Linked DNA regions of Homo sapiens: region 1 is linked to region 2. A link is a loop called in an ENCODE intact Hi-C map of the cell type or tissue named here. Cell type or tissue: A673. All regions are shown on one strand. Links, peaks and the distances in the headings refer to the core of each region. The heading gives the core; the rest is flanking DNA.

Region 1 (15,374 bases), core at 2,484-10,483, 300 kb after region 2:
TGTCCTTCTGGAATTCCTATTACTCATTGATTGGTTCATTCATCCAACAAACATATATATACACACATGCATATATATATATATTTTGAGCCTGCTGAGTGTCAGATGCTGTCCCAGGCACTGAGGACACAAGCAATGAACCAAAACAGCTGAAAGCTTCATTCCGTGGAGTTTGTATTCCACTGGGGAACACAGGCAATCCACAATAAACAGAAATACGTGTTGTTCAACCACAGACTCCAAATGCTCTAAAGAAGAAAGCAGAGTACAAGGTTAGCAAAAGATGGGGGCTGATAAGTTTTCATATCTTTTGCTTCTTTTTTGTTATCTATTTCTCTGCCAGGCTTTTTGAGTAATCTTCAGATCCAGCTTCCATGTATATTTTCTTTGCACAGCTGTTTTTTAAAACCTTCCCAGTTGTATTATTTTGCATGGCTGTGTCACAAATTACTGCAAACTTAGTGGCTTAAAACAGCACTCACCATGAGCTCACAGTTGTGTGGGTCTGATGCCTGGCGTGGTGTAGCTGGGTGTTCTGCTCAGGATATCACAAGGTTCAGGACATCAAAGTATCGAGTGGGTTGAGTTCTCATCTGGAGGCCCTGGGGAAAAGTCCACATCCATGCTCACTCCTTGTTGTTGGCAGAATTCAGTTCCTTGAGGCTGGAGGACTGAGGTCCCATTTCCTTGCTGGCTGTCAGCTGGGTCCGTTTTCAGCACCTGGAAGCCACCACATTCCTGCCATGTAGCCTCGTGTGTCTTCAAGCCAGCAGTGGTGAACAGAAACCCTCCCGTGCTTCGCATCCTTGACTTCCTTTTCTGTGACCAGCCAGAGAAAAGGGCTCGTGTGGTCAGGTTAGGCCTACTCAGGTCATCTCCCTGTTTTAAGGTCACCCGTGCCGCAAAACGGAACCTGCTCTGGGGAGTCGAGTTTGTCCTCTTCACCTTCCAGGGGATCTTGCAGGGCGTGGACACCAAGGGCCGGAAGTCTTGGAGCCCATGTTGGAATTCTGCAATTAAATTCTGCAATTAAAATGTTAATGATTGTGTGTTTCCTTTCTTTTTTTTTTTTTTGAGACAGAGTCTCTCTCCCACCTCAGCCTCCCAAGTAGCTGGGACTACAGGCACCCGCCACCACGCCCGGCTAACGAAGTCTGGCTAATTTTTTGTATTTTTAGTAGAGACAGGGTTTCACTGTGTTAGCCAGGATGGTCTCGATCTCCTGATCTCGTGATCTGCCCGCCTCGGCCTCCCAAAGTGCTGGGATTACAGGCGTGAGCCACCGCGCCTGCCCCCCCCTTTTTTTTTTTTGAGATGGAGTCTCGCTCTGTCGCCCAGGCTGGAGTGCAGTGGTGCAATCTCGGCTCACTGTAGCCTCTGCTTCCCGGGTTCAAGTGATTCTCCTGCCTCAGCCTCCTGAGTAGCTGGGATTACAGGTGCCTGCCACCACACCTGCCTAATTTTTGTATTTTTAGTAGAGACAGGATTTCACCATGTTGGTCAGGCTGGTCTCAAACTCCTGACCTCAAGTGATCCACCCACATTTCTAGAAATTTTATGTTTTTTTTCTAGTTTTGAGGGAGTCTTATTCTTTCCCTGTGGATTCTCTTCCTTCTTTTTCTTTTTTCTCTGTCTTTGGTCACCCTAGACATATTTATTTTAGAGCAAGCTTTTTCAACCTGTGTGGTCCGTGGGACAAATGTGGCCCAGGATGGCTTTGAATGTGGCCCAACACGAATTCATAAACTTTCTTAAAACATTATGAGATTTTTTTTGTGATATATATATATATCACAAAAAAATGTGTGTGTGTGTGTTTATGTGTATATATATATAAGCTCATCAGCTGTCATCAGTGTTTAGTGTATTTTATGTGTGGCCCAAGACGGTTCTTCTTCCAGTGTGGCCCAGGGAAGCCGAAAGATTGGACACCTCTGTTTGAGAGTCTCTGACATTGTCCTGTTAGCCCCAGGCGCTTGTCTGCTTCCTGTGCGTCGGCTGGTGGGGGATCATTGTTTTCTGGGTTTAGATTGGGTGCATCCTCATCAGGAATTGTGATTTTTTTTTTTTTTGAGACGGAGTCTCACTCTGTCACCCAGGCTGGAGTGCAGTGGCGTGATCTCGGCTCACTGCAACCTCTGCCTCCCGGGTTCAAGCGATTCTCCTGCCTCAACCTCCCGAGTAGCTAGGATTACAGGCACGTGCCACCACACCTGGCTAATTTTTAAAAAATATTTTTGGTAGAGACGGGGTTTCACCATATTGGTCAGGCTGGTCTCGAACTCCTGACCTTGTGATCCTCCGGCCTCGGCCTCCCAAAGTGCTAGGATTACAGGCGTGAGCCACCGCGCCCGGCCTGGATTGTGGTTTTTATCTGCAGGAGCTCCGTGTCCTCTGGGGAGTGGGAGCATCCCTCCCCTTTTGTTTCTGGAGGCTCAGGCCGGGAGGTTTCATGGGCGGTGTCCCTCTGGGAGCAGCTTTATGATGCTGTCTCTGCCTTGGGTGGTCCAGTTCATATCCCACACCCACGAGGACAAGGCGTTGGGTGTGGGTTCCTCACTGGAGACCTTCTTTTCCTTGATCCTGTGGTGGAGACAGGCCATCTCACTCCCGTGGCCAGTGGTGAGAACTTTCCTTCAGAGACCACGGTGTTGGACCGTGTTGGCATCATTCCAGTTCTCTGCATCTTTTGGGCTTGAGGCCTCCCCTGTCCTGCCTGGGTGCTGAGACACAGCTCCAAGTTCCAAGCTCTCCAGGCTTCTTCCTGGTGTCTCATCACCCCAACCTGGGGCCCCTGGACACCAGCTCCTGCTTCCTCACCTTCAGTTTCCCCTTCCTTCCTGGCACCCGGTGATTTCCTTCTCTTCTTGGGAACTCATCTTCTGTGTGCTGTTTTTTTTTGAAACAGCGTCTTGCTCTGTCACTCAGGCTGGAGTGCAGTGGCGCCATCTCGGCTCATGGGAGCCTTTATCTCCTCGGCTCAAGCGACCCTCCCACCTCAGCTTCCTGAACAGGTGGGACCACAGGCGCATGGCGCCAAGCCCAGCTAAGTTGTTGTATTTTTTGTAGAGATGAGATTTCACTATGTTGCCAGGCTGGTCTTGAACTCCTGGTCTGAAGTGATCCTCCTGCCTCGGCCTCCCAAAATACTGGGATTACAGCATGGGCCACTGCACCTGGCCGAGGAGAGCTCTTTTTGGTGGCACCTGTTGGACTCTGCGGAACATATTGATGGATAGGGTTCCATGGGTGGAAAGCCACGAGCCCAGAGTCCTCTGTGTTTTCTGGGACCCCACCCCATGCCGCGAACCCTCTTTTTCTTGCAGAGGAGGTGCTTCCTGAGAAGGAGAAGATCCTGGACAAGCTGGAGCTGAGCTTGATCCACAGCAGAGGGGACAGTTCCGAACTCAGGCCAGGTCTGGGGCTCTTCTGTGTTCTCTACCTGTGCCCCATGGTCCCTTGAGGGTGCCCTCTGGACCCTGTTCAGCCTCCCACAGTCTCCCAGGCGCCGTCCCCTTGGCCCCAGGCCTGATTGGAGCTGGCAGGTGGGAGCCTGGATTCACCAGCCCCTCACAGCCAATGCCGGGGACAGCCTCTCCCCTACTCTCTCCTGAGCCCTGCTGTGCCCTTGCCGCTAAGAGAGAGGAGAGCTGGTCATAGAGCCTGGCCTGGGGGATTTGGGGCTCAGCTGGAAGCTTTGCATACCTCTAGGCCCTGGAATGTTCTGGAACAGTTGTCCTCAGATCAGCCCCCTCAGGCAGCTCTGTCTTTGAACTTGAACTGTACTTTTCACAGCGCTCTCCTGTCCTACTCCTGGGTGGTCCTGATGTGGTCGGGGAGGAGCACTAGGACCTGGAGCTAAGCCTCCCTGCCCAGGACAGAGAGAGAGGCCGTTGGCTTGTTTAAGACCCTTCTGGGCAGCGAGTCCCCTGAGGACAAGAGGATGTTTTCTACTTGCCTCCTGGGTCCCCCGTGCTTGGCAGAGAGAGGCCGCTGGGCACTGCTTTTTGGATGGATGGATGAATGAATGTGATCTGTCCCCGGCAGATGACACCAAGGCTGAGGAGAAGGAGCCCATTGAAACACAGCAAAATGGTGACAAAGAGGAAGATGACGAGGGGAAGAAGGAGGACAAGAAGGGGAAATTCAAGTTCATGTTCAACATCGCGGACGGGGGCTTCACGGGTATTGGGGTTGGGGGTTGGGCAGAGAGCTGAGGCTTCCTGACTGTGGGTCCCAGGAGTCTAGACCAGTGGTTAACTTTATACTAGAGTGTGACTGGTTGATGGAAGTCCATCGTATAACCTTTCTTAGCCACCCTGGAACACTGGACCTCTGGGGGTGGAGGCAGTGGCAAGTAGGGAGGGAGCGGCTCTCCAAGCCTGCCTGTGCGTGAGAGCTGGGGCACTTCTCACCCTGCTCACCTTGGCTTGTTTCCCAGAGTTGCACACGCTGTGGCAGAACGAGGAGCGGGCTGCTGTATCCTCTGGGAAAATCTACGACATCTGGCACCGGCGCCATGACTACTGGCTGCTGGCGGGCATCGTGACGTATCCTTGGCCAGGCCGGGCTGGGCAGGGACTTGCCCGTTCCTCCGTGGACCTCGGGGAGAGCCCTCTGAGAGCTCCGGGGGAAGCCTTCCTCGTTCTTCCTCAATCTTCCTCACTTCTGGCGGTGGCTAGAAATCCTCGGCATTGCTGTGTCGCCCGCTCCCCGCCGCTGTCATCCCGGCTTCTTCCTTATGTGTCTCTGTCTGGGTCCACATTGCTCTCTCTTTTTTTTTTTTTTTTTGAGATAGAGTTTCACTCTGTCACCCAGGCTGGAGTGTAGCAGCTTGATCTCGGCTCACTGCAACTGCTGCCTCCCGGGTTCAAGCGATTCTCCTGCCTCAGCCTCCTGAGTAGCTGGGATTACAGGTGTGCCCCACCACACCTGGCTAATTTTTGTATTTTTAGTAGAGACGGGGTTTCACCATGTTGGCTAGGCTGGTCTCGAACTCCTGACCTCAAGTGATCCACCCACCTTGGCCTCCCAAAGTGCTGAGATTACAGGCGTCAGCCACCACACCCGGCCTTTTTCTTTTTCTTTTTTTTTTGAGATGGAGTCTCGCTCTGTGGCCTAGGCTGAAGTGCAGTGGTGCGATCTCAGCTCACTGCAACCTCTGCCTCCTGGGTTCAAGTGATTCTTCTGCCTCAGCCTCCTGAGTAGCTGGGACTACAGGCATGCACCACCACTCCCAGCTAGTTTTTGTAATTTTAGTAGAGACGGGGTTTCGCCTTGTTGGCCAGGCTGGTCTCGAGCTCCTGGCCTCAAGTGATCTGCCCACCTTGGCCTCCCAAAATGCTGGGATTACAGGCGCGAGCCACCATGCCTGGCCCCAAATTTTCCTCTTCTTACAAGCATCCCAGTCATTGAGTTTAGGGCCCACCCTAGTCCAGCATGACCCTTTCTTAACTTCATTACATCTGCAAATACTCTATTTCCGAAAAAGGTTCCCATTCACAGGCACTGGGGGCAAGACTTAAACGTATGCACCCCAGGTTGTTGGGGTGAAGAGTTAACCCTCTGAAGCCCCGGGGCTGTGTCTGGTGCACCCAGGGCACCTGTCAGTGTCTGCTGATACTGTCACTGTTGTGTCATCAATATGTTCCTCGTGCAGCTGGGCTTAAGGACTTGCCTGAGAGCGTACAGCCAGAATGCCGACCCCCGGGCTGGCCCCTCCCCCTCCCTGAGCTGCCTCCCCCTACGGCCCCACCACTTCTAACGGCCAGGTTTGCCCTTAATGGTGCCCCACCCAGGCACGGCTACGCCCGCTGGCAGGACATCCAGAATGACCCACGGTACATGATCCTCAACGAGCCCTTCAAGTCTGAGGTCCACAAGGGCAACTACCTGGAGATGAAGAACAAGTTCCTGGCCCGCAGGTTTAAGGTCTGTCTTCTGAAGGGCCAGGGCTGCACGGGGCAGGGAGGGACGGTGTCAGGAGGACCCTCGCAAAGGCAAAGGAATTAGAGAGCAGCAACCCCTCCCCGTGTACCTGGGTCACGCTGCCACGAAGCAGCAGTATGTCCATCAACTAACAGTGGTGGATCCTTGCTCTGGCCCTGGCCCCACTGGGAAGTATCTGCCGCCTTGGGGTGTTGGGGTACAGAGAACCCAGCTTGGTGACAGCTCCAAGGGTTGGCCACCACCAGGCCAGGGTGGGCAGCAGATGGCAGTACGTCCTCTTTCCCTCCTTTCTGCCGGGAGCCTTGGCCTGGGGTGGGCGCTGGTGGAGCACGGAGGGTAGCCATTCAGCGGGAGGGGCCGGGCCGACGCTGCGCCCCGCCCCCAGCTGCTGGAGCAGGCGTTGGTCATTGAGGAGCAGCTCCGGAGGGCCGCGTACCTGAACATGACGCAGGACCCCAACCACCCCGCCATGGCCCTCAACGCCCGCCTGGCTGAAGTGGAGTGCCTCGCCGAGAGCCACCAGCACCTGTCCAAGGAGTCCCTTGCTGGGAACAAGCCTGCCAATGCCGTCCTGCACAAGGGTGAGCAAGTCCTGCCCCCCACGGTGCAGCCCCCCGCCCTTCCTCCTGCCCAGCGAGCGCTCTTGGCTGTAGATGAGGGCACTGATGGGGTAGGGGCTGGGGACAGATGTCAGCCCAGAGGGCGGTGGACTTCTGGGCCAAGATGGAACAGTCCTGTCATCAGACCCCTTATCTCCCCTGCAGGGAAACTGAGGCTGCTTGCTTCTCCAGCCTGTTTCTCAAGCCTGCTCTGTGCGGGCCCCGGCCCGGGCTAGTGACACAGAAAACCACGAAACTGTAAAGGCTTCTGAGTCCTGACAGCGTGACTTAAATGCACTGTGTCTTTAGCCCGGGCAATACCCATCAGCCTGGAGCCTTCTCCTTGGCCCCGTGTGGGAAGGGAAGTAGTTTGCCCAAGATCTCCCAGGATTCAGAGCTTTGGTGCTGGCTGCACATCTCTGCCTGTGGTCACAGGGCACACTTCTGCCCTCGGGGCTCCCGGCTGGTTGGGGGAGGGGTGGCCCTGTGGTGAGAGTTGCTGGACCCCTCCCTGTGCCCTGCAGCCCTCCCTGGTGTACTCTGATCCTGTGCCCAGTAGGGCCTGGGGCTGCAGGTCTCCCTGAGAACTCTTAGGAGGGAAGCCCAGCGTCAGGCAGCGCTTCTGGCTGGCTCGTCTGCAGCCCGTGGGCCCTTGCCCAGCCCAGAGGGGCTCCTGGGAGGAGTTCTTTGGAAGCTCCTGCTGTGTCCCCACTTGGCAGTGCTGCCTGCAGCTTGGGAGGGCCTGGTGCAGGGCACCCCCTGGTGCCCGGTTCTGGGCAAGTGCAGTCATACACCCTTGCAAATAAGCCCCAGCTCTCGGGCTACCTCCCCTGGCACAGCCCTTCATCCCTCCATCCCTCCATGCCTCCATCCTTCCACCCCTCCATCATCCCTCCATGCCTCCGTCCTTCCACCCCTCCATCCCTCTATTCTTTCACCCCTCAATCCCTCATCCCTTATCCCTCCATCCTTCCACACCTCCATCCTTCCATCCCTCCATAATTCTTCCATGCCTCCAACCCTCCATCCCTCTGTCTCTCCATCATCCCTCCTTCCCTTCATCATCCCTCCATTCCTCCATCCTTCCACCCCTCCATCCTTCCATCCTTCCATTATCCCTCCATGCCTCTGTCCTTCCACTCCATCCCTCATCCCTCTGTCATCCTTCATCCCTCCATCCTTCCACCCCTCCATCCCTCCATTATCCCTTCATCATACCTCCATCCCTTCATCCTTCCATCTCTCCGTCATCCCTTCATCATCTCCATCATTGCTTCATCCCTCCATCATCCTTCCATTCTCCCTCCATCCTTCCACCCCCATCCCCCATCTCTCCATCATCTCTCCATCCTTCCATCTCTCCATCTCTCTACCCGTCCATCCCTCCATCATCCCTTCGTCCTTCCATTCCTCCATCCCTCCATTATCCCTTCATCATACCTTCATCCCTTCATCCCTCCGTCTCTCCATCTTCCCTCTATCATCTCTCCATCATCACTCCATCCCTCTATCATCCTTCCGTCATCTCTCCATCCCTCCATCCTTCCACCCGTCCATCTCTCCATCATCCCTCCATCTCTCCACCCCTCCAACCCTCCATCATCCCTCCATCTTTCCACCCCTCCATCATTCCTCCATCCCTCCATCATCCCTCTATGCCTCCATGTCTCCACCATCCCTCCATCATCCCTCCATCTCTCCATCATCCCTCCATCCCTCCATCCCTCCATCCCTTCACCCCTCCATCACCCATCCCTCCACCGTCCCTTCATCCCTCCATCCCCCATCTCTCCATCATCCCTCCATCCTTCCATCCCTCCATCATCCCGTCCCTCCACCTTCCTTCCATCCTTCCATCTTCCATTATCCCTCCATCTCTCCATCCTTCCACCCCTCCATCCCTCCATCATCCCTCCATCCCTCCATCTCTCCATTATCCTTCATCATCCCTCCATCCCTCCATTATTCCTCCATCATCCCTTCATTCTTCCATCATCCCTCCATCCCTCCATCATCCCTCCATCTCTCCATCATCCATCATCCCTCATCCCTCCATCATCCCTCCATCTCTCCATCATCCCTCCATCCCTATATTATCCCTCCATCATCCCTTCATTTTTCCATCATCCCTTCATCCCTCCATCATCGCTTCATCCCTATATCCCTTTATCTATCCATCATCCCTTCATCATCCCTACATCCCTTTATCTCTCCATCATCCCTTCATTATCCCTCCATCCCTCCATCTCTCCACCGCTCCATCCCTCCATCGTCCCTCCATCTATCCATCATCCCTTCATCATCCCTCCATCCCTCCATTATCCCTCCCTCATCCCTTCATTCCTCCATCATCCCTCCATCCCTCCATTTCTCCACCCCTCCATTCCTCCATCATCCCTCCATCTCTCCATCATTCCTTCATTATCCCTCCATCCCTCCAACATCCAACCATCATCCTTTCATCATCCCTCCATCTCTCCACTCCGCCATCCCACCATCATCCCTCCATCTCTCCATCATCCCTTCATTATCCCTCCATCCCTCCATCATCCCTCCATCCCTCCATCATCCCTCCATCCCTCCATCTTCCCCCATCCCTCCACCTTCCCTCCATCCCTCCATCTTCGCTCCATTATCCCTACATTATCCCTCCATCCCTCCGTCCTTCCACCCCTCCATTCGTCCGTCCTTCCACCCCTCCATCATCCTTCCATCGCTCCATCATTCCTCCATCCCTCCATCTTCCCTCCATTATCCCTCCATCATCCCTCCATCATCCCTCCATCCTTCCACCCCTCCATCCTTCCACCCCTCCACCCCTCCTCTCCTCCATCCCTCCACCCCTCCACCCCTCCATCCCTCCATCCTTCCATCCCTCCATCCTTCCACTGCTCCACCCCTCCACCCCTCCACCCCTCCATCCCTCCATCCTTCCACTCCTCCATCCCTCCACCCCTCCATCCCTGCATCCTACCATCCCTCCGCCTCCCACCACAGTCCTGAACCAGCTGGAGGAGCTGCTGAGCGACATGAAGGCCGACGTGACCCGGCTGCCATCCATGCTGTCCCGCATCCCCCCGGTGGCCGCCCGGCTGCAGATGTCGGAGCGCAGCATCCTGAGCCGCCTGACCAACCGCGCCGGGGACCCCACCATCCAGCAGGTCAGGCTCGGCCTGTGTGCCCCGGCCCGAGCCCCCTGGCGTGCCCCTGGGTGGAGGCTGGGTGGGGGGCCTGAGACCACCTGTGAAGCTGAGTCCTTGCCTCCAGGGCGCTTTCGGCTCCTCCCAGATGTACAGCAACAACTTTGGGCCCAACTTCCGGGGCCCTGGACCGGGAGGGATTGTCAACTACAACCAGATGCCCCTGGGGCCCTATGTGACCGGTAGGTGCCCGTCCGCTCCGGGCAGCATGCACACGGGTGCCCGCCGGGCCCGGCCTGCCTGCTGCTGCCAACGTCAGGCAAGCCCGGCTCTCCTCTTTTTTTGACAGATATCTAGCCGTCCTCGAGACTTCCCTGTGTTGCAGCGCTCATTTCCAGCTGAGGTGAGGGCTGCTGGGTGCTGTGTTCCTCCCCGCCACCCCATTGCTGGCAAACCAGGCCTGGCCACAGTCAGCCCTGCCCCTGCACTTGACTCCCGTCCCTAAGTCCTGGAGCTTTTACTGCCTCCGGCGGCTTTGAGAGCCACCCACCTGCCTGGAGCCCCTCTACCTTGCCCCCTTGGCCCTGGGACCACCTTGTGGCCAGCGTGTCTGTCCACTGGGAGGCTGGGGTGGCAGGACATGAAGGGGTCGGTGGACTTGGGTGAGCTCCTGTGTGTGCACATGTGTTCTCATTTGCACACATGTTCCCAGCGGAAGTCAGAGACTGCTGCCCCCGCCTGGAGCCCTGTCCTGCCCCTGCTGTCCTGCTGGTGGCAGACATCACATCTTGTCTTACACCCTCACTTCCTGCCCAGGACCAGGAGGGTGGCTGAGGGTTTTGTGGGGGCTATTGGCCAGGAGAGGGGGCTTATTTCAGAGAAACTGCCAGTTCATTCTGGTCTTCTCTGGGGCCACCAGCCTCCACTACGCTGTGTCTGTCCCTGTGGGAACCGTGTCTTGCTGGAGGAGGCTCCAGAGGGGCTTCCTGGCTGGCTGCCCCTGCCCACTGCTGCTTCCTGGGTGCTCTCGGCACTCTGGGTGTAGCTCATGGCCTGGCCCGGCAGCCTGTGGCTGGGAGGTCATGGCTGGGGGGCACCCCGATCATAGTTGGTTGTGATAGGTGGAGAAGCAGCTACAGGCTGTTGGGTGCCACCCTGATGCCCCCTATAACTGCCCACCTGCTTAACCCACTGATTTGCGTTTTGCAGCCACGCCTGCCGGGCCACCTGCCCGACCCACATGGGAGAGAAAAGCTGCCACCTTTTTAGGAGCCAGCGCCACCTTGGGACAAAAAGGGAAACCTAGTAATGCCATCACATGGAGGACGAGGCCCAGCTCAGCTGGGCCAGAGCCCAGAAGTGCCACCTCATCATAATTCAAGTGTTCTTCCACACAGCGTTGCCCCCACAACCACGCCGGACGTGCCCCCTCGCCACCTTTTCCAGACGACTTCTTAGAAGAGATTTCATTTATTTGTACATCTTTTGCACTTTCCTATTGAAGACTTGAACACGTTTGTCTTGATAAAAGTTGGATGACGTATGGAAGATTCGAACCTGCAGCACTGATGTCTCTTTACCGATGGGTTCCAGACCCAAGGTAGTCCTGGCACTGCCCTGTGGACTCAGCCCAGCTGGGGAGGACATGGCGCCCGGTGCCCTAGGAGCCCTCAGTGTCCCCTACCTGACCTGTCTGCACCTGTGTGACAGCCCCTTCTGATTTGGCCCCCTGCCCGCTTGGAGCCTCCCAGCACCAGACAGGGCAGGTTTGGGGAGCCGCTGTCCAGCCCTATGGTGAGACCCTGGCTGACATTTCCCCTCCTTCCTGCCAAGGCTGGAGGCCGCCAGGTGTTTGCTCTCTCCTTGTGGGGAGGTGGATCCTCTGCCAGCAGGTGTCTGTCCCCGGCCCAGCGCATCTTGAAGGCCCTGGACTCTGTTACCAGTGGGGGGCCTGTGGCCCCGGCTCTTCACAGCAGGCAGAAGCGTATGATCCCAGGGAGGGTGGGCTGGGGGGGGGGCAGCACTTGCCTCGGAGCCACTGCTGCGTTGGGTTTGCCTTCTGCCAGAGGTGTGGTTAAGGGCAGTGATAGCTGCGCCCCAGCAAGGAGGGTCATGGGCCCTGAGCTGGCCCAGGAGACCCTGGCCCTGCCCTGTGCCCTGGGATGCCTACCCTGCCCACCTCCGGAGGTGGAACCGGGCTGCCCCTGGGGGCCTGGACTTGTCCCATTCCCCTGTCCCTGGAAAGGCCTTCCCGGGGGCTTTTTGCCTGAGGCTGCACTCTTGGAAGGCGTGGGGAGAGTTCTGCCTGGAGGGGGACTGGACCCAGTGCCCTCTGCAGACCCCTCCCAGCCGCAGCACCAAGGGCTTGCTGCCTTGTTTCCTGCCAGGAGCGCCCTGACATCCCAAAACCATCTTCCCACATGTGGGTTGTTGGAATCCCACCCACTCCCCCGGACCCTGCCCCTCCAAGTTGGGGACGGAGATGGGGAGCAGGTCAGGCCCTCCCTAGGCCTGTTTGTGTGTGATCCTTCTCCTGGCCCCAGGTCGACCTGGAAGGCGTTTCTGAGTCTTGTACTGGGACCTTCCCAGGGAAGGTGCCTTGGGGTGCAGAATCCTGGGAATGTTAGGAAAGGGCTGCGTGAAAAACCCAGCTGGGCCTGGGGTGGAGGTGCACACGGGCTGGGGCTCAGCTCCTTGGAGAGGGCCTGCCTGGGACTGAGGGGGCCAGGGCTGGGTCAGGATTCACCAGCTTGTGTTGCAGACACTGGAGCGATTGCCTGGCCCTCCCTAAGCCCTATATGCCTCACTCATAATGAGGCTGTCTCTGAACCCCGGAGGGCGGGACCTACAAGTCCTTCCTCTTGGCGCATTCCCACACTCCAGTCTGGATCCAGGTCTGCAAGGCCAGCCCGACCCTGACACTGCACGTGGGCGTAGTGGGGAGCACCCTGGAGTGGAGATGATTGTCAGCGGGCTCACATGTTATGGTTCATCCACATGCGTGTTGTGTGCTCTGCGGTGCCTCCTGGCAAAGGGTCCTGGCTCGGGTCAGAAGCTCACTCCCGTGCCCTCGTCCCCAAACAAGCAGTGGCAAGCACTGGGGTTGGCCCTCGTTGGGAGCAGTGCCCACCTTCCTTGGCCCACAGCAGATAGGTCCCGAGCAGCAGGACTGGAGGCCTGTGGCGGTCAGGGCAGGGGTCTGTGTCTCCACCCCAAGGGCTGATGGTCCCTCCCCTGTGCGCCTTCCTCTCAGGCAGGCTTGCTCTGTCCCTTCCTCTCTGCTTCCCTCCCAGGCCTCGCCAGGGCTCCCTTCTCCTCTGCCTGGTTAGACTCGGGCACCCAGGAAAGCCTGGCCAGGGCTCCTTTGGGCCTGGGCCCCCTGCACTGCCTGGTCCAGAAGGGGTGGTGCTGTCCGTGGCCAGCACCCCGGGGCCCGGGAGGGGTGGGCTACTAGAGTCAGAGCGGGTTTGGGGCTGACCAGTTTGGGAGAGGAGAAAAGATCTGAGAATGTCCTTCTTGGTTTGTCAGTCATCTCTGCCAAAAGTGGTGATGGTGGTGTCCGTATGTTTGGCGTCTTTGGGCTGGGTTTGGTTTTTGCTGCTGGTAGAATCAGGGTCCTCGGGCATGAACGCGAGCCCAAAGTGCCAGTCTGCGATTGGAAATTTCCAGCCACTTTAAGCCAGTGCTGAGTAGGGCTTCTGCAGAGCCATGTTTGAGCCAAGGTCTTGGAAGGCATTGCCCCATGGGCTCAGGTGACTCGGGGTGGAGTGAGCACGTCTGCAGGGCCCTCTCATACACGCCTGAGGCAGAAGCAGCGTCCCCCGTGAAAGCCACCTTCCGAAGCTCCTGCGTTTTTTGCAAACTTGGCTTCCCCCAGGGGCAGGCTGGACTTTCCCTGCCCCCTATGATTGAAGTCCTCCTGCTTTTGGGGGCTGCCTTCCCAGAGTCCCCCGGGTGCTCCCCTGCCGAGGTCAGGAGCTGACCAAGCCTTGGCCCGGTGACACCTGCAGCCCTCACTCCTGTCATCCCAGGACACTTGAGGCCCAAGGAGGTGGAGTGGAGAGTGGGCTCGGGTACATGGGAGCCAGAAGCCAGATGGACTTGGTCAAGTGTCGGTCACTTGGAGCCTCCAGTGTGCGTCAGGGTCTGTGGGCAGGGGACAGGGCGTGGGTGGGGGCCGAGGCTGGCACGCCCCTCTGCCCTCACCGTCTTGGTGACCTGGCCTCGGCCCCTCCCCCAAGTCTCTTCTGTGCAAGGCCCGCCTCGGCCTCGGCAGCTGGTTCCTGTCCTGTTTTCTGTGTCTGAAAGTTTACAGGTTGTGGTGCATCAGCCCAAACTCACTGGCGTTGTGTTTTTTTTTTCTTTAATTTTCAGATTTTTTTTTTAAACAAAGTATTTTTTTAGGTGCGATAACCCAGAAAGGGCCCGTTGGGTGTGTGTGTGTGTCCTGAACTCCTCAAGCAGCGATTGGAGCCCAAGCACCCCTGGAGAGGAAGGGAGGGTCCCCACTGGCCCGTGGGGTCTGAGTTCAGGGGTGTGGAGGGAGCAGACTCCACCGGCCCAGGCCCAGCTAAGAGGGGGCCGACCCCTTTCCCCAGGCACAGCCCCAGGCTGGCAAAGGGAGGGCCCTGGGCTGGGTGCAAGGCGCGCCAGGAGTCCCAGCCAGGGTGGCCCCGGCGGGGGCGGGTCCAGCTTTGGAAGCCAGGCTCCCCTGTGAGCCGTGGCTTGTCTGGTCTTCGCCCACGGGAGGCTGGACAGAGGCTGTAGCCAACACAATCACCTTTACTTTGTACTCTGTGTGTATGTTTTGGTTTTCTGTGTTTTAATAAATCCTTTGGGAAAGGATTTAATCAGAGGCTTTTTCTTTTTAAGATTCAAGATTTAGAATGGGGGTGGGGGCTGGGGCCAGGGAGGAGTGGTGGGGGGTGGGGGCGTGTCCGGAAGCCTTCTCTTGCCTGGGATGGTCATTTCACGGGTGCAGGGGCTCACTGGGAAGGAGGGGAGCCCGAAACAGGGGTGTGCTGGGGTGAGGCCCCTCTCACCTGTACCCCAAACACATACCATGAGAGCTTCCCCAGGCCTGGACCTCTGTCCTTATGAGAACAGCAGCCAGCCAGGTCCCCAGAGGGACAGCAGCCTCCCAGCAAGCAGCTTTGGGCCCTCAGAGTTGGTGAAAGAGAATGTGTGTGTTGGGGGCGGCAGGGGAGGCACGCACCCTCCCTTGGCTGAATCGCTTGGGAGAGATGGGGGACAGGTCTTCTGACCACCCTGTCCCCATTCTCTGTCCCCGCTCTCTCTCCACGGGCCCTTTCCAACCCACCTGCCCTTGGCTGCAGGCTCCGGTTTGGGGGATGCCCCAGGCCCTGCTGCTGGCAGCCTTTTCCTCCCCTCCCGTGTCACCCTGGCCCAGCCCTGACCCTGAGGAAATGAGAGGAGCAAAAAGTCACAGAGACCGATGGGTTTGGGCTTTATTTATTTTGTCATTCCATAAATACGGTGGCTGTGTCGCGGTCTGAGTCTCGTTTGGAAGCTCGAGGCATAGGACAGTCTCTGCCTGGGTAGGGAATGCAGTTAGCTGAGGAACCACGGTAGGTTTAAAAAAAAAGACTCGGGGAGAGAAAAAGCACATTATTTACATGACTGGACAAGGACAGAAGGTGGGAGGAAGCCCCTGTCACTCCTTGGG
Region 2 (15,374 bases), core at 4,290-12,289:
CATCTCCGCCCAGAGCTGACTCCGGATCTGCCCCAGTGACAATAACAAGATAAATGCCTTCCATTCTCTTCGTACTTACAGGATGTAATCCACATATTTACACAGTGTTTCATTTGCGGTAATGTTTGTTTTGTTTCTTGTTCCTTCGTACCTATCTGGGAAGCCTGTGCAATTCAGATGTCCAGGCCCACTTCCAGAAGTTCTCATTCCCTGTGCTTGAGTCAATGGCCGCAGACCATACACCTGAGAGCAAGTTAATCTGCTCTAACAAAGATATCACATCTAAGAATGGTGGTTGGCAGGGGCTGGGGGGTGGGAAGAATGGGGAGTTGGTGCTTCATGGGTACAGAGATTCAGTTTTGCAAGAGGAAAAGAGCTCTGGAGATGGATGCTGCTGATGGCTACACCGCAATGTGAATGTGCATGATGCTTAAATATGGTTAAGATGGGCCGGGCGCGGTGGCTCACGCCTGTAATCCCAGCACTTTGGGAGGCCGAGGCGGGCAGATCACGAGGTCAGGAGATCGAGACCATCTTGGCTAACACGGTGAAACCCCATCTCTACTATAAATACAAAAAATTAGCCGGGCGTGGGGGCGGGCACCTGTGGTCCCAGCTACTCGGGAGGCTGAGGCAGGAGAATGGCATGAACCTGGGAGGTGGAGCTTGCAGTGAGCCGAGATCACGCCACTGCACTCCAGGCTGGGCGACAGAGCGAGACTCCGTCTCAAAAAAAAAAAAAAAAAAAAAATGGTTAAGATGGCCAGACGTGGTAGCTCACACCTGTAATCCCAGCACTTTGGGAGGACAAGACAGGAGGATTGCTTGAGCCCAGGAGTTTGAGACTAGCCTATGCAACACAGTGAGACCTCATCTTTACTAAAAATCAAAAAAATTAGCCAGGCATGGTGGCGTGTGCCTATAGTCCCAGCTACTCAGGTGGCTGAGGTGGGAGGATTGCTTGAGCCTGGTAAATCAAGGCTGCAGTGAGCCATAATGACACCACTGCACTCCAGCCTGGACCACAGAGCAAGACCCTATCTCAAAAAAATAAAGGTTAAGATGGTTAATTTTATTTTTTATCTTTTGAGATGGAATTTCGCTCTTGTCACCCAGGCTGGAGTACAATGGCATGATCTCCACTCACTGCAACCTCCACCTCCTGGGTTCAAGAGATTCTCCTGCCTCAGCCTCCTGAGTAGCTGGGATTACAGGCACCCACTATCACACCCGGCTAATTTTTGTATTTTTATTAGAGTTGGGGTTTCACCATATTGGCCAGGCTGGTCTCAAACTCCTGACCTCAGGTGATCCACCCACCTCAGCCTCCCAAAGTGCTGGGATTACAGGTCTGAGGTACCATGCCCGACCAAGATGGTTAATTTTATGTTATGTGTATTTTACTATCAAAATAAAAAACCAAACCCCAAAAGACACTATATCTGCAATGGGGCTACTACTTGGCTGAGTTTGCTCTAGTCCTTTAGGGTCCATGTGGTTTTTGTAGGATCTAAACTAACTAATGCAATGAAGATGTGATGGAACCTTTACGTCTTTAGGAGTGACATCCATTTTTGGCATCCTCTGGGATTCCAGATTGCTCTGATTTACTGTCTTGGGGGCAGGGAGCAGTGTTGAATTTATACGTGACCTTCCCCTCTGTGATAGCTCTCACCACAGGCCAAAGAGTTAATGTGGGGGCTGTGCCAAGTGTCAAGTCTCTATATTCCAATTACACATTCGAGGACCAGAGAAATGGCCACAGTGGCCACTCGCCCAGTGGACCCATTGCAAGCCAGACAAGGCCAGGATTCCTTTCAATCTGGCCACCACCATGTCACCACTCTGAGAGGGACAGATGATGACCTTGGATCTCAGGATCAATGTGAGCTTCAACACTATGTCCAATGGTCCTAGAAATGGGTGTGTATTCCACCCTCCCTATGGTACAATAACCCGATAAATGCTGTAGGCTTCTTTGGGGATAGCCAGGTAAGTCATTCCTGTGTATTTTGCTGGGTCCTTCTCCTGGGGACCCAGCCTTCCTTCCCGGTCTGAAAACTGTTTCAGGTATGGGAGGATCATTACTTTTTATTTGGGCCATTGCCACAGTCTCCTGACCATCCTTTGTCCACTTTAATTGTCCAGTCCATAGAGTGCCCTTGCTGGCCACTCCAGCCCGGGACTTCAAAGCTGCAGGGGGCCATGCGTGGTGGCTCGTGCCTGTAATCCCAGAACTTTGGGAAGCTGAGGCAGGCGGATCACTTGAGGTCAGGAGTTTGAGACCAGCCTGGCCAACAAGGTGAAACCTGTCTCTACTAAAAGTACAAAAAAAAAATTAGCCGGGTACAGTGACTTGCGCCTGTAATCCCAGCTACTTGGGACACTGAGGCAGGAGAATCGCTTGTACCCATGAGGCACAGGTTGCAGTGAGGCAAGATTGCGCCACTACATTCCAGCCTGGGTGACAGAGCGAGACTCCATCTCAAAAACAAAAAACAAACAAGCATAATGATAAAAGGGTCATTTCATCAAGAAGATAAAGACATTTCTATTTTGAAATATATTTTTATGGATATTTTGATACCTGCCGTTTCTTTGTGTTGGGAACATTACAATTCTTCTCTTCTGGCTATTTGGAAATGTGTGTGTGTGTGTTTGTCTGTGTGTTTATTTACTTATTTTAGAAACAGGGTCTGGTTGTGTCAGCCAGGCTGGAGTGCAGTGATGCAATCACAGCTCACTGTAATCTCCAGCTCCTGGGCTCAAGGGACTCTCCTGCCTCTCCCTCCCAAATAGCTAGGACTACAGGTACGTGCCACCATGCTGGGAAAACTTTTTAAAAAAATTTTGGCCGGGCGCAGTGGCTCACGCCTGTAATCCCAGTACTTTGGGTAGCCGAGGCGGGTGGATCACGAGGTCAGGAGATGGAGACCATCCTGGCTAACATGGTGAAACCCCGTCTCTACTAAAAATACAAAAAACTAGCCGGGCATGGTGGCGGGCGCCTGTAGTCCCAGCTACTCAGGAGGCTGAGGCAGGAGAATGGCGTGGACCCGGGAAGCAGAGCTTGCAGTGAACTGAGATCGCACCACTGCACTCCAGCCCGGGCGACAGAGCGAGACTCCATCACAAAAAAAAAAAAAAAAAAAAAAAAAAAAAATTTGTGGAGACAGGGTCTCACTATGCTGGCCAGGCTGGCCTTGAACATCTGGCCTCAAACAATCCTCAGCCTCCCAAAGTGTTGGGATTATAGGAATGAATATATTTTTTATTGATATTTTGACACCTGTCCTTTCTTTGTGTTGGATACATTACAATTTTAAAAATTCCAAATGTGGGCCAGGCAGGTGGCAGTTGCCTGTAATCCCAGCACTTTGAGAGGCTGAGCCAAGAGGATCACTTCAGCCCAAGAGTTTGAGACCAGCCTGGGCAACATGGCGAAACCCTATTTCTACAAAAAATAAAAAAGTTAACTGGGCGTGGTGCCACACACCTATGGTCCCAGCTACTCAGAAGGCTAAGGTGACAGGATGGCTTGAGCCCAGGAAGTTGGGGCTGCAGTGAGCCACGATCAAGCCACTGCCCTCCAGCCTGGGCAAGGTCCCTTCTCAAAAAAAAAAAAAAAAAAATCCAACTGTGTATGCACTTAGTAACAGGGCTTCAAAATATAAGAAGTAAAAACTGGTAACTGAAAGAAATACTCAAATTCACAATTATAGTTGGGGATTTCAACACTCTTCTCAGAGTAATTGATAAAACAGGTATAGAGAAAGCCAGTAAAGGTATAGAAGACTTGAACAACCTTATCAATAAACTCAGTCTAATTGACCATTCTTGAATCTTACACCCAACATCAGCTATTCTATTCACATTCTGAAGGGCTTGTAGAACAGTCACCAAAGGTAGGCCATCTGCTGGGCCATAAAAGAAGTCTCAATAGACTTACAGGAACTGAAATTATACAGTGTATGTTCTTTGACCACACAATATTAAATTAAAAACCAACAACAGAAAGATAGCCAGAAACTGGCGGGGCATGGCCGTAATCCCAACACTTTGGGAAGCCTCAGCGGGTGGATCACTTGAGGTCAGGAATTTGAGACCAGTCTGGCGAAACTGGGTTTCTACTAAAAATACAAAAATTTCAACATGGTGAAACTGGGTTTCTACTAAAAAATACAGAAATTAGCCGGGCATGGTAGCAGGTGCCTGGAATCCCAGCTGCACGGGAGGTTGAGGCAGGAGAATTGCTTGAACCCAGTAGGCAGAGGTTGCAGTGAGCCAAGATCACGCCATTGCACTCCAGCCTGGGTGACAAGAGTGAAACTCTGTCTCAAAAAAATAAAAAATAATAAATAAATACATTTAAAAATAAATACATTAAAAAAAATTAGCTGGGTGTGATGGCACATGCCTGCTATCCCAGCTACTCTGGAGGCTGAGGCAAAAGAATTGCTTTAACCCAGGAGGTGGAGGTTGCAGTGAGCCGAGATCGCACCACTGCACTCCAAGCTGGGCAACAAGAACAAAACTCCATCAAAAAAAAAAAAAAAAAAAAAGAAAGAAAAGAAAGAGAGAAAAAAGGGAGAGAGAGCCAGAAACTCCTCAGATTCTTGGAAATTAAACAATTTTTTTTTTTTTTTGAGACAAAGTTTCGCTCTTGTTGCCCAGGATGGAGTGCAATGGCACCATCTTGGCTCACTGCAACTTCTGCCTCCTGGGTTCAAGCGATTCTCCTGCCTCAGCCTCCAGAGTGTCTGGGATTACAGGTGTGCACCACCACACTCGGCTAATTTTGTATTTTTAGTAGAGATGGGGGTTTCGCCATGTTGGTCTGGCTGGTCTCGAACTCATGACCTCAAGCAATCTGCCCTCCTCAGCCTCCCAGAGTGCTGGGATTACAGGCATGAGCCACCCTGCCTGGCCCGAAATTAACAATGACTTATAAATAACTAATGAGTCAAAGATGAAATCACAAGGTAAACTCGAGAATGTTAAGAACTAAATGGAAATGAAAATACAACAACATAGCAAGATTTATGAGATATAGCTAAAACAATGCTTGTGGGTACATTTAGAGTTTTTTTTTTTTTTTGGAGATAGAGTCTCACTCTGTTACCCAGGCTGGAGTGCAGTGGCACGATCTCGGCTCACTGCAACTTCCGCCTCCCAGGTTCAAGTGATTGTCCTGCCTCAGCCTCCAGAGTAGCTGGGACTACAGGTGCATGCCGCTACGCCCAGCTAATTTTTTGCATTTTAGTAGAGACAGGGTTTCACCATGTTGCCCAGGCTGGTCTCGAACTCCTGAGCTCAGGCAATCCGCCCGTCTCGGCCTCCCAAAATGCTAGGATTACAGGCGTGAGCCACCATGCTGGCCTGCGGGTACATTCAGAGTTTTAAAGGATTATGCTAGAAAAGTAACACCTAGGGTGCATTGGCTCACGCCTGTAATCCTAGCACTTTGGGAGGCCAAGGCGGGCGGATCACCTGAGGTTGGGAATTCCAGACCAGCCTGACCAACATGGAGAAACCCGTCTCTACTAAAAATACGAAATTAGCCAGGCGTGGTGGCACATGCCTCTAATCCCAGCTACTTGGGAGGCTGAGGCAGGAGACTTACTTGAACCCAGGAGGCAGACGTTGTGGTGAGCCAAGATCGTGTCATTGCACTCCAGCCTGGGCAACAAGAGCGAAACTCCGTCTCAAAAAAAAAAAAAGAAAAAAGAAAAGAGAAAAGTAACATCTAAAAGCGATTATTGGCCAGGTGATTGCACCAATGCACTCCAGCCTGGGTGACAGAGCGAGACTGTCTCAAAACAAACAAACAAACAAATAAAACAAAACAAAAGAAAAGAAAAGCAATTATCTGGCCAGGCATGGTGGCTCATGTCTGTAACCCCAGCACTTTGGGAGGGCAAGGTGGGCAGATCACTTGAGGTCAGGAGTTCGAGACCAACTTGGACAACATGACGAAACCCCTGTAATCCAAGTTACTCAGGAGGCTGAGGCAGGAGAATCACTTGAACCCAGGAAGCAGAGGTTGCGGTGAGCTGAGATTGCCCCACTGCACTCCAGCCTGGGTGACAGAGTGAGACTCTGTCTCAAAAAAATGAAAATAAAAAAAGCAATTATCTAAACTTCCAGCTTAAGAAGCTAGAAAAAGATGAGCCAATTAAATCCAAAATGTGTCAAAGGAAGGAAATAAAAAGAACAGAAATCTAGAAAACAGAAAATAGATGAAATACTTGAAACCAAAAGCTGATTTATTTAAATCATCAATAAAATTGATAAACTAAGCTTGACTACTAAAGAAAAAAGAAATGTTGCAAGTTATTAATATTGGGGATGAAAGAGGGGAGTCACTATAGATGCCACAGACATTAAATGAATCATAATTTGGCAGGGTATGGTGGCTCATGCCTGTAACCCAGCACTTTGGGAGGTTGAGGCAAGCAGATCACTTGAGGTCAGGGGTTCGAGACCACCCTGGCCAACATGGTGAAACCCCATGTTCAACAACAAAATACAAAAAATACAAAAATTAGCCAGGCATGATTGCGGGTGCCTGTAATCCCAGCTACTCGGGAGGCTGAGGCAGGAGAATCATTTGAACCTGGGAGGTGGAGGTTGCAGTGAGCCAAGATTGTGCCACTGCACTCCAGCCTGGGCCACTGAGTGAGACTCTGTCTCCAAAAAAGAAAAGAAAGAAGTGCAGGCCAGGTGCAGTGGCTCATGCCTGTAAGCCCAGCACTTTGGGAGGCTGAGGGTGGATCACGAGGTCAGGAGATCGAGACCATCCTAGCTAACATGGTGAAACCCCATCTCTACAAAAAGTACAAAAAATTAGCTGGGCATGATGGCGGGTGCCTGTAGTCCCAGCTCCTCAGGAGGCTAAGGCAGAAGAATGACGTGAACTCAGGAGGCGGAGCTTGCAGTGAGCTGAGATTGCGCCACTGCATTCCAGCCTGGGCGACATAGTGAGACTCCATCTCAAAAAAAAAAAAAAAAAAAAAAAAGAAATGCAAAGATCCTTATATTCATTATTCATGCAATGCAACATTATACAGCAACAAGCATGCACAAATTCCTGCTACCCACTACAGCACTGATGTTGTGGATGGTTATTCCCTTTAGGGAGAAGAGGTCCCCATATTTGGCAGAAAGCAAGAGAAGCACTTCTGGGGTGCTGGTGATGTCTTCCTTGATCTGGGGACGGGTTAATGGGTGCATTCCTTTATGATCATGCATTAAGCCGTACAATTACGATTTGTGCATTTTTTCTGCAACTGCCCTTTATGAATACCCAGATGGTTTCTGTACCATGTGGTATCATAGGTAAGATACTAGCGCCCAGCACAGGGCCTGGTATATATAAGATGCTCAATAAATGCCTGTTTGGCCCTTGAGAATGCTCACTATGAATTAGGTATAATGGTGCTATCTACCAGGCTCTCCCTCTGCACCAGGCCCTGCTCTGATGTGTGCCTGGTAACTCACCTAATCTTTATACAAACTTGACAAGGTAGATACTATTATTGCCCCATTTTCAGATGAGAAAACTGAAGTGCAGAGGGGCCAAGGAACTTACCTAAGGCCACACAGCTAGGAGGTGCATGGAGGTGGGTTTGGACTGTAAGACTCCGGACCCTTTGGTTTATAACATTTTTACTCAACTAGTTAGCCGCCTCATCACCAGTTAGGAAGCCCCTCCAGGTCATTCCCGCTGATGCTGAATCTAACTTGAGTTATTGTCCTGCTGAGGACAGAAGGTAGTTCTGCTCTCTGAGTGATCCTAGGTGTCAAGATGAATGTGTGGCCGTTTCGCCCAAATCTCCCTCATCTGGTGGGCGTTTGGTTGGAAGGCAGTTCTTTCTCTGGGAGCCTGCTCACCAACGGTGAGGAAGCGACTCGGGCACCGTCTTGGGCTCCGGCCTCTGCTGGGTGGGGCTGCGGGCTGGGAGCAGTCGCCTCCAGTGTGTTGGCCACAGTCACACTGGTGCAGAGCTCCCGCTGATTATCTCCTGCACATGAGGGCCCTTTAGCTCTTCACACAGCAATTACTTGATGCATAAAACCAACATCGTTTTTCTTTAAGGCCCTTGAGAAACATACAATTATACCTCAGCTTTTTATTATCATGAGGAAAAATAGAATTACCCTTGACTGTGTGTCTTTTGTCATAATCACGGAGTTCTTGTTAAAAATTTGAGTGGGGGAACGTTTATTGTGATTTGTAGCAAGACCGCCCCAAGAGATGACGCCCAGGTGGGATCCCGGGTGGGGCGCGGGACCCAGCGCTTGGGAATTTGCTCGGCCCCTAGGTGGAGCCAGAGGGCCACAGACCGAGAGACGGAGCGCCTTGCGGCTTACGGGAAGCAACGCGGAGAATTTCACAGGTCATGTCACTTTTATTTATTTATTTATTTATTTATTTATTTATTTATTTATTTATTTATTTGAGACGGAGTCTCGCTCTGTCGCCCAGGCTGGAGTGCAGTGGCGCGATCTCGGCTCACTGCAAGCTCCGCCTCCCGGGTTCACGCCATTCTCCTGCCTCAGCCTCCCCAGTAGCTGGGACTACAGGGGCCTGCCACCACGCCCGGCTAATTTTTTTGTATTATTAGTAGAGACGGGGTTTCACCGTGTTAGCCAAGATGGTCTCGATCTCCTGACCTCGTGATCCGCCCGCCTCGGCCTCCCAAAGTGCTGTGATTACAGGCGTGAGCCACCGCGCCCGGCCAGGTCATGTCACTTAGATCTCCTCCCACTAACCCCGTTAATTTGCAGGCACCGGGGCACGGCTATAATTCTAGTTATAAAGTTTGACCTACTTAAAGAGATGATCTCCAAATGCTGCTTTTGGGAAATGAATGTATGTCTACTCCAAACATAGAGGTGTTTTTCTTCTCCGGGAAATGACCCATTTATTTTTGACCTTCCCTCTTGGATTATGGGTCCCGCTTTCAAATGGGTCGTTTATGAGTTTTAGGTCTCTTTGGAGTGGTTCATTCTGGGGTCAGAGCACTTGACTTTAAAGATCAGGTTAGGCCAGGCACAGTGACTCATGCCTGTAATCCCAGCACTTCGGGAGGCCAAGGCAGGAGGATCACTTGAGTCCAGGACTTCGAGACCAGCCTGGGAAACATACTGAGACCCCGTCTCTATAAAAATCAAAAGAATTAGCTGGCCATGGTTGGTGGTGCACACCTGTAGTCCCAGCTACTCAGGAGGCTCAGGTGGGAGAACCTCTTTAGTCCAGGAGGTTGAGGCTGCAGTGAGCTGTGATCATGCCACTGTACTCCAGCCTGGGGGACAGAGCAAGACATTGTCTCAAAGAAAAAAAAAAAAAGGCCGGGTGCGGTGGCTCACCCCTGTAATCCCAGCACTTTGGGAGGCCGAGGTGGGTGGATCACCTGAGGTCAGGAGTTCGAGACCAGCCTGACCAACATGGAGAAACCCTGTCTCTACTAAAAATAGAAAATTAGCCAGGCATGGTGGCACATGGCATGCCTGTAATCCCAGCTGCTTGGGAGGCTGAGGCAGGAGAATCTCTTGAACCCGAGAGGCGGAGTCTGTGGTGAGCTGAGATGGCACCATTGCACTCCAGCCTAGGCCACAAGAGCAAAATTCCGTCTCAAAAAAAAAAAAGGTTCAGTTAGGAGGAGAGGCTGTTCCTTTTTTTTTTTTTTTTTTGAGATGGTCTTACTCTGATGTCCAGATGATCTCCCCAGGCTCAGGAGATCCTCCCGCCTCAGCCTCCCATGTAGCTGGTACCACAGGTGCACACCACCATGCCCGGCTAATTTTTTTTTTTTTTTGAGACGGGGTTTTGCCATGTTGCCCAGGCTGGTCTGGAACTCCTAGGCTCAAGTGATCCACCTGCCTCAGCCTCCCCAAGTGCTGGGATTACAGAGGAGAGCCATCGTGCCCCTCTAAGTAGCCTCTTCTGTTTGTCTTTTAGATGTGTCGGCCCTTTGGGAACAGAAGACTATGTGTATGCTTCAGCATTTACTCACATTTCCTGCTGGCAACAGACTTAGGGTCTTGTCTATTCAATTCCATGGACAAGAGGAATAATCATGAAGTGTCTATCATCTCTGCAGAGGATAAACACAAGAGCTAAATTCATTAACATGAAAGAAACACAGTGGCTGTGTGAACAGAGCGGCTCTCCGGCTGCATCCTGTATGATTCCTGGGAGGCTGTGATGGCAGACCCTGGAGAATCCTGCAGTGTCCTCCTCTTGTGTGAATCCCAGCTTGAACCAGTTAGGGTCTTCTCCTTGGGCCAAGGTGATCTGAATCCCTCCCATCTGGTCAAACGCATCCATTCCTGCAGCCCCCAGGACCCCAGGGCTGCTTGGCTTCTCAAGCTGATTCACAAAGCTGTACACAGCCCTTCCTCTATGCCAGGCCCTGTTCCACACACCTTTCTTTTTTTCTTTTTTTTTTTTTTTTGAGACGGAGTCTCGCTCTGTTACCCAGGCTGGAGTGCATTGGTGTGATCTTGGCTCACTGCAATTTCTGCTTCCTGGGTTCAATCAATCCTCCCACCTCAGCCTCCAGAGTAGCTGGGACTGCAGGTGTGTGCCACCACAACCGGCTAATTTTTTTTCTTTTTTTTCAGACGGAGTCTCGCTCTGTCGCCCAGGCTGGAGTGCAATGGTGTGATCTCGGCTCACTGCAAGCTCTGCCTCCCTGGTTCATGCCATTCTCTAGCCTCAGCCTCCCGAGTAGCTAGGACTACAGGTGCCCGCCACCACGCCCGGCTAATTTTTTTTTTTTTTTTGTATTTTTAGTAGAGGCGGGGTTTCACTGTGTTAGCCAGGATGGTCTCAATCTCCTGACCTCGTGATCCACCTGCCTCAGCCTCCCAAAGTACTGGGATTACAGGCGTGAGTCACTGCACACTCGGCTAATTTTTTAATTTTTTGTGGAGGTGGGGTCTCTGTATGTTGCCCAGGCTGGTCTTGAACCCCTGGCCTCAAGTGATCCTCCTGCCTTGGCCTCCCAAAGTGCTGGGATTCCAGGAGTCAGCCACTGAGCCTGGTCCTCTTCTATTTTAGAGCTCTGAGTTATATAAATCTTCAGTTCAAAAACTGACATTTATTATGTTTAATGGAGTCAAATACACTAATAGTTAATATTTTAGAATGCTTAATTGCATGTCTTCCCTTACTTGTTCAGTTCTCACAGCACTATGATCACATTACTGATGAAGCAACCTGCCCAGTGAGTGGGTAGGTGACCTGCCTGGGTAGGAAGTAAAGCTATGATACAGAATTTTGACTGGATGGTCCACACCCTTAACCACGAGGCAGGCTCACTACTTCCTTAAAAATATAAAGAAAGAGGCCGGCCTTGGTGGCTTACGCATGTAATCCCAGCACTTTGGGAGGTCAAGGCAGGCGGAACACAAGGTCAGGAGATGGAGACCATCCTGGCTCACACGGTGAAATGCTGTCTTTACTAAAAATACAAAAAATTAGCCGGGTGTGGTGGCACATGCCTGTAGTTCCAGCTACTCGGGAGGCTGAGGCAGGAGAATCCCTTGAACCCAGGAGGCGGAGGTTTGCAGTGAGCTGAGATTGTGCCAGCGACAGCCTGGGCAACAGAGTGAGACTCTGTTTCAAAAAAAAAAAAAAAATTTAAAGAAAGAAAATTGTCCACAACCTCACATCCCAGATATTCCCATTAATTTAAAAAAATTGGAACATAAACATAAAAATGCATAAAACATATGCACAATGTAAAACATTTATTGTAAGCATGTACACTATTCCCCAGGTCAAGAAAACATGAACACTCCCGACCCCCAGGTGATCCCCCAGCGCAATCCTCTCGCTTCCGTTGAGAGGTACCCGCTATCCTGAGTTTTGTGATAATAATTTCCTTGTTCTTTATAGCTTTACCACCTACTTATGTTCTCCTAACAGAGTTTTAGATCATTGCGTGTGTGGCATGATACTATAGGTATTCGTTGGTTTTTTTCTTTTGTTTTTTTTTTTTTTTGTTGTTGTTGTTTTTGAGACGGAGTCTTGCATTGTCAACTGGGCTGGAGTGCAAAGGCGTGATCTTGGCTCACTGCAACCTCTGCCTCCTGGGTTCAAGCGATTCTCCTGCCTCAGTCTCCCGAGTAGAGAAGGGTTTTTTTTTTTTTTTGAGACGGAGTCTCACTCAGTCGCCCAGGCTGGAGTACAGTGGCATGATCTTGGCTCACTGCAAGCTCACAGGCATGAGCCACCGCGCCCGGCCGAGAAGGGGTTTCATCTTGTTGGCCAGATCGGTCTTTTTTTTTTTTTTTTTTTCTGAGACGGAGTCTCGCTCTGTTGCCCAGGCTGGAGTGCAATGGCGGGATCTCGGCTCACTGCAAGCTCCGCCTCCCAGGTTCATGCCATTCTCCTGCCTCAGCCTCCCGAGTAGCTGGGACTACAGGTGCCCACCACCACGCCCAGCTAATTTTTTGTATTTTTAGTAGAGACGGGGTTTCACTATGTTAGCCAGACTGGTCTTGAATTCCTGACCTCGTGATCTGCCCACCTTGGCCCGCCAAAGTGCTGGGATTACAGGCGTGAGCCACCGTGCCCGGCCAGGGATTCTTTTATATCTTCCTCCTTTTCCTCAATATTATGATTCCTGGCCAGGCATGGTGGCTCACACCTGAAATCCCAGCGTTCTGGGAGGCCAAAGTGGGGAGACTGCTTGAGCCCAGGAGTTCAAGACCAGCCTGGGCAACATGGTGAGAACCCCATTTCTACAAAAAATAGAAAAACAGCCAGTGGCGTGTGCCTGGGGTTTCAGCTACTTGAGATGCCGAGGTGGGAGGACCGCTGAAGCCAGTGAGGTACAGGCAGCAGTGAGTCTTTTTTTTGAGATGGGGTCTCACTTCATGCCCAGGCTGGAGTGCAGTGGCGCGACCTTGAGTCACTGCAGCCTCCGCCCTCTGGGTTCAAGTGATTCTCCTGCCTCAGCCTCCCGAGTAGCTGGGACTACAGGTGCGCGCTGCCGTGCCCAGCTAATTTTTGTATTTTTAGTAGAGATGGGGTTTCACCATCTTGGCCAGGATGATCTTGAACTCCTGACCTCGTGATCTGCCTGCCTCGGCCTCTTAAAGTACTGGGATTACAGGCGTGAGCCACCACGCCCAGCCCTATTTAAACCATATATAGATATATACATATTTTTTCTTTTTTTTTTTTTGAGACAAAGTCTTGCTCTGCGGCCCAGGCTGGAGTGCAGTGGTGGGATCTCGGCTTACCGTAAGCTCCGCCTCCCAGGTTCAAGCCATTCTCCTGCCTCAGCCTCCTGAGTAGCTGGGACTACAGGCGCCCGCCATCACGCCCGGCTAATTTTTTGTATTTTTAGTAGAGATGGGGTTTCACCGTGTTAGCCAGTATGGTCTTGATCTCCTGACCTTGTGATCTGCCCACCTCGGCCTCCCAAAGTGCTGGGATTACAGGCATGAGCCACTGCGCCCGGCCTAAACCATATATTTAAAGATAGTTTAAAATATTTAAAGATTGTTTAAAGTGACAGTTTGTCAATATTTTTAAAGAGTATAAGCTAAATATAATGAATTAATATCTGCTGTTGATATAATAATTATCTCTATGAAGTCATTCATAAAATATTTATTGAGTACCTACTATGTGCTAGGCACTCTTCTTGGAGCTTGGGATACAGCAGTGAATAAAACAGTAAAAAATTCCTGCTCTATACCTTCTAGTTGGGGGAGAGGCAATAAACATATGGGTGCAATACGTATTAAATGGTGTTAGGTGCTAACGAGAAAAATAAACCAGGGAGGAAAACTGGGAGTACTGGAGAAGAGTGGGGGGACTGCAATGGGCCTAATAGAGAATGGCTGGGGAAGGCCTTATTTAGAAGGTGATGTTTGCCTGAGTAAAGGGTGGCCCAGGCAGAGGAAGGAGCAAGCGTGAAGCCTCTGAGATATGTCCGGCACATTCGAAGACTGTCCGGGAGCTCAGGGTGGCTGGAGCTAAGTGAGCCAGGGGAGAGAGCTCATGAGGTCAGAAGCGTGGATGTGGCTGTGGGGCAGAACCCTGAATGCCACAGTGAGGACTGTTCAGATCCCAGATTCATTGTGAAGGCAGAGCTTGCAGGATGTGCTGATGGTTTGGATGAGGGGTGTGAGGGAGAGAGAGAGTCACGGGTGACTCCTTGGGTCTTGGCTTGACCAACTGGAGGGACGGGACTGCAATTTCCTGGGATGGCCATTTCTGAGGGGCATCAGGACAAGGTGAGTGTCGGGTACCTGCCATGCAACCAAAGTGAGATTTGGTGCAGACAAGGGATACATGGATCTGGAATTTAGGGGAGAGCTCTGAGCTGGCCAGAGATATGTATTATACAGATGGGACTTAAAGTGATGAGACAGGCTGGGTGCAGTGGCTCATGCCTGTAATCCCAGGACTTTGGGAGGCCAAGGCGGACAGATCACCTGAGATCGCGAGTTCAAGACCAGCCTGGCCAACATGGTGAAACCCTGTCTCTACTAAAAATAAAAAAATTAGCTGAGTGTGGTGGTGGGGGCCTGTAATTCCAGCTACTCTGGAGGCTGGAGCACGACAATCTCTTGAACCCGGGTGGCAGAGGTTGCAGTGAGCCGAGATCGCGCCACTGCACTCCAGCCTGGGCAGCAGAGCGAGACTTTGTCTCAAAAAAATAAAAATAACAATAAATTTAGAGTGATGAGACAGCCAGGCATGGTGGCTCATGCCTGTAATCCCAGCACTTTGGTTTGGGAGGCCAGGATGGGTGGATCGCTTGAGCCCAGGAGTTCGAGACCAGCCTGACCAGACTCTATAAAGAAATACAAAAAATAGCCGGGCATGGTGGTGTGTGCCTGTGGTCTCAGCTACTCAGGAGGCTGATGTGGGAGGATCATGTGAGCCCAGGAGGTCGAGGCTGCAGTGAGTTGTGATTGCACCACTGTGCTCCAGCCTGGGTGACAGAATGAAACCCTGTCTGAAGGAAAAAAAAAAAAAAGTGATGAGACAGAATGAGACCTCAAGAGTTCAAGCACTGCTTGGGGCTTGTCTAAAGTTCTGACAGGAGGCAGGGAGGCAGTGCCAGCAGAGCAGGCTGAGCAGTGGCCAGCGAGGGAGGAAGACGGACGTGAGGGAGGAGCGCTTCCAGGATAGGGAGGTCACATCTGCTCAATGCCGTTGAGAGGTCAAGGAAAATGACTTCTGACAACAGATTATCGGATTTAGCAACTTGGAAGGAATTAGTGACCTTGATAGATTGACTGGTAGAATCAAAAACCAAACTGGAACAGGTTCAAAGGAGGATGGGAGGTGAGGGGAGAGGGTGTGTGTGTAAGCAGCTCTTTTGAGATGTTTTGCTGAA

What was found. A loop is a pair of places that touch in the nucleus more often than their neighbours do. Peaks named below come from ENCODE experiments on the same cell type or tissue, not always from the same donor. Only the 100,000 strongest peaks of a DNase experiment are listed, where the experiment ranks them.
Region 1: it touches region 2 in a loop (6-fold over the local background); 2 of 110 quality-filtered maps call a loop at or near these places.

Annotation. Positions count from the first base shown.
Region 1 is chr1:6,100,951-6,116,324 of GRCh38, reverse strand. It overlaps CHD5 (chromodomain helicase DNA binding protein 5), which reads left to right. Exons shown (of 42, transcript NM_015557.3): 34 at 3,327-3,416; 35 at 4,048-4,185; 36 at 4,442-4,550; 37 at 5,799-5,931; 38 at 6,335-6,530; 39 at 9,546-9,709; 40 at 9,816-9,930; 41 at 10,038-10,091; 42 at 10,898-14,538. The coding sequence ends at 10,045. KCNAB2 (potassium voltage-gated channel subfamily A regulatory beta subunit 2) reads right to left here. Exons shown (of 16, transcript NM_001199862.2): 16 at 15,145-15,374. Among named protein-coding and RNA genes, the nearest start is that of KCNAB2, 63 kb to the right of the region's middle. RefSeq lists a silencer at 7,270-7,369 and enhancers at 13,195-13,694, 13,656-13,825, 13,695-14,196. In A673, for the core only: a CTCF peak has its summit at 7,300 (motif pointing left); a DNase peak (open chromatin) is centred at 7,264.
Region 2 is chr1:6,397,795-6,413,168 of GRCh38, reverse strand. No RefSeq gene overlaps it. Among named protein-coding and RNA genes, the nearest start is that of ACOT7, 12 kb to the right of the region's middle. In A673, for the core only: a CTCF peak has its summit at 8,323 (motif pointing right); a DNase peak (open chromatin) is centred at 8,348.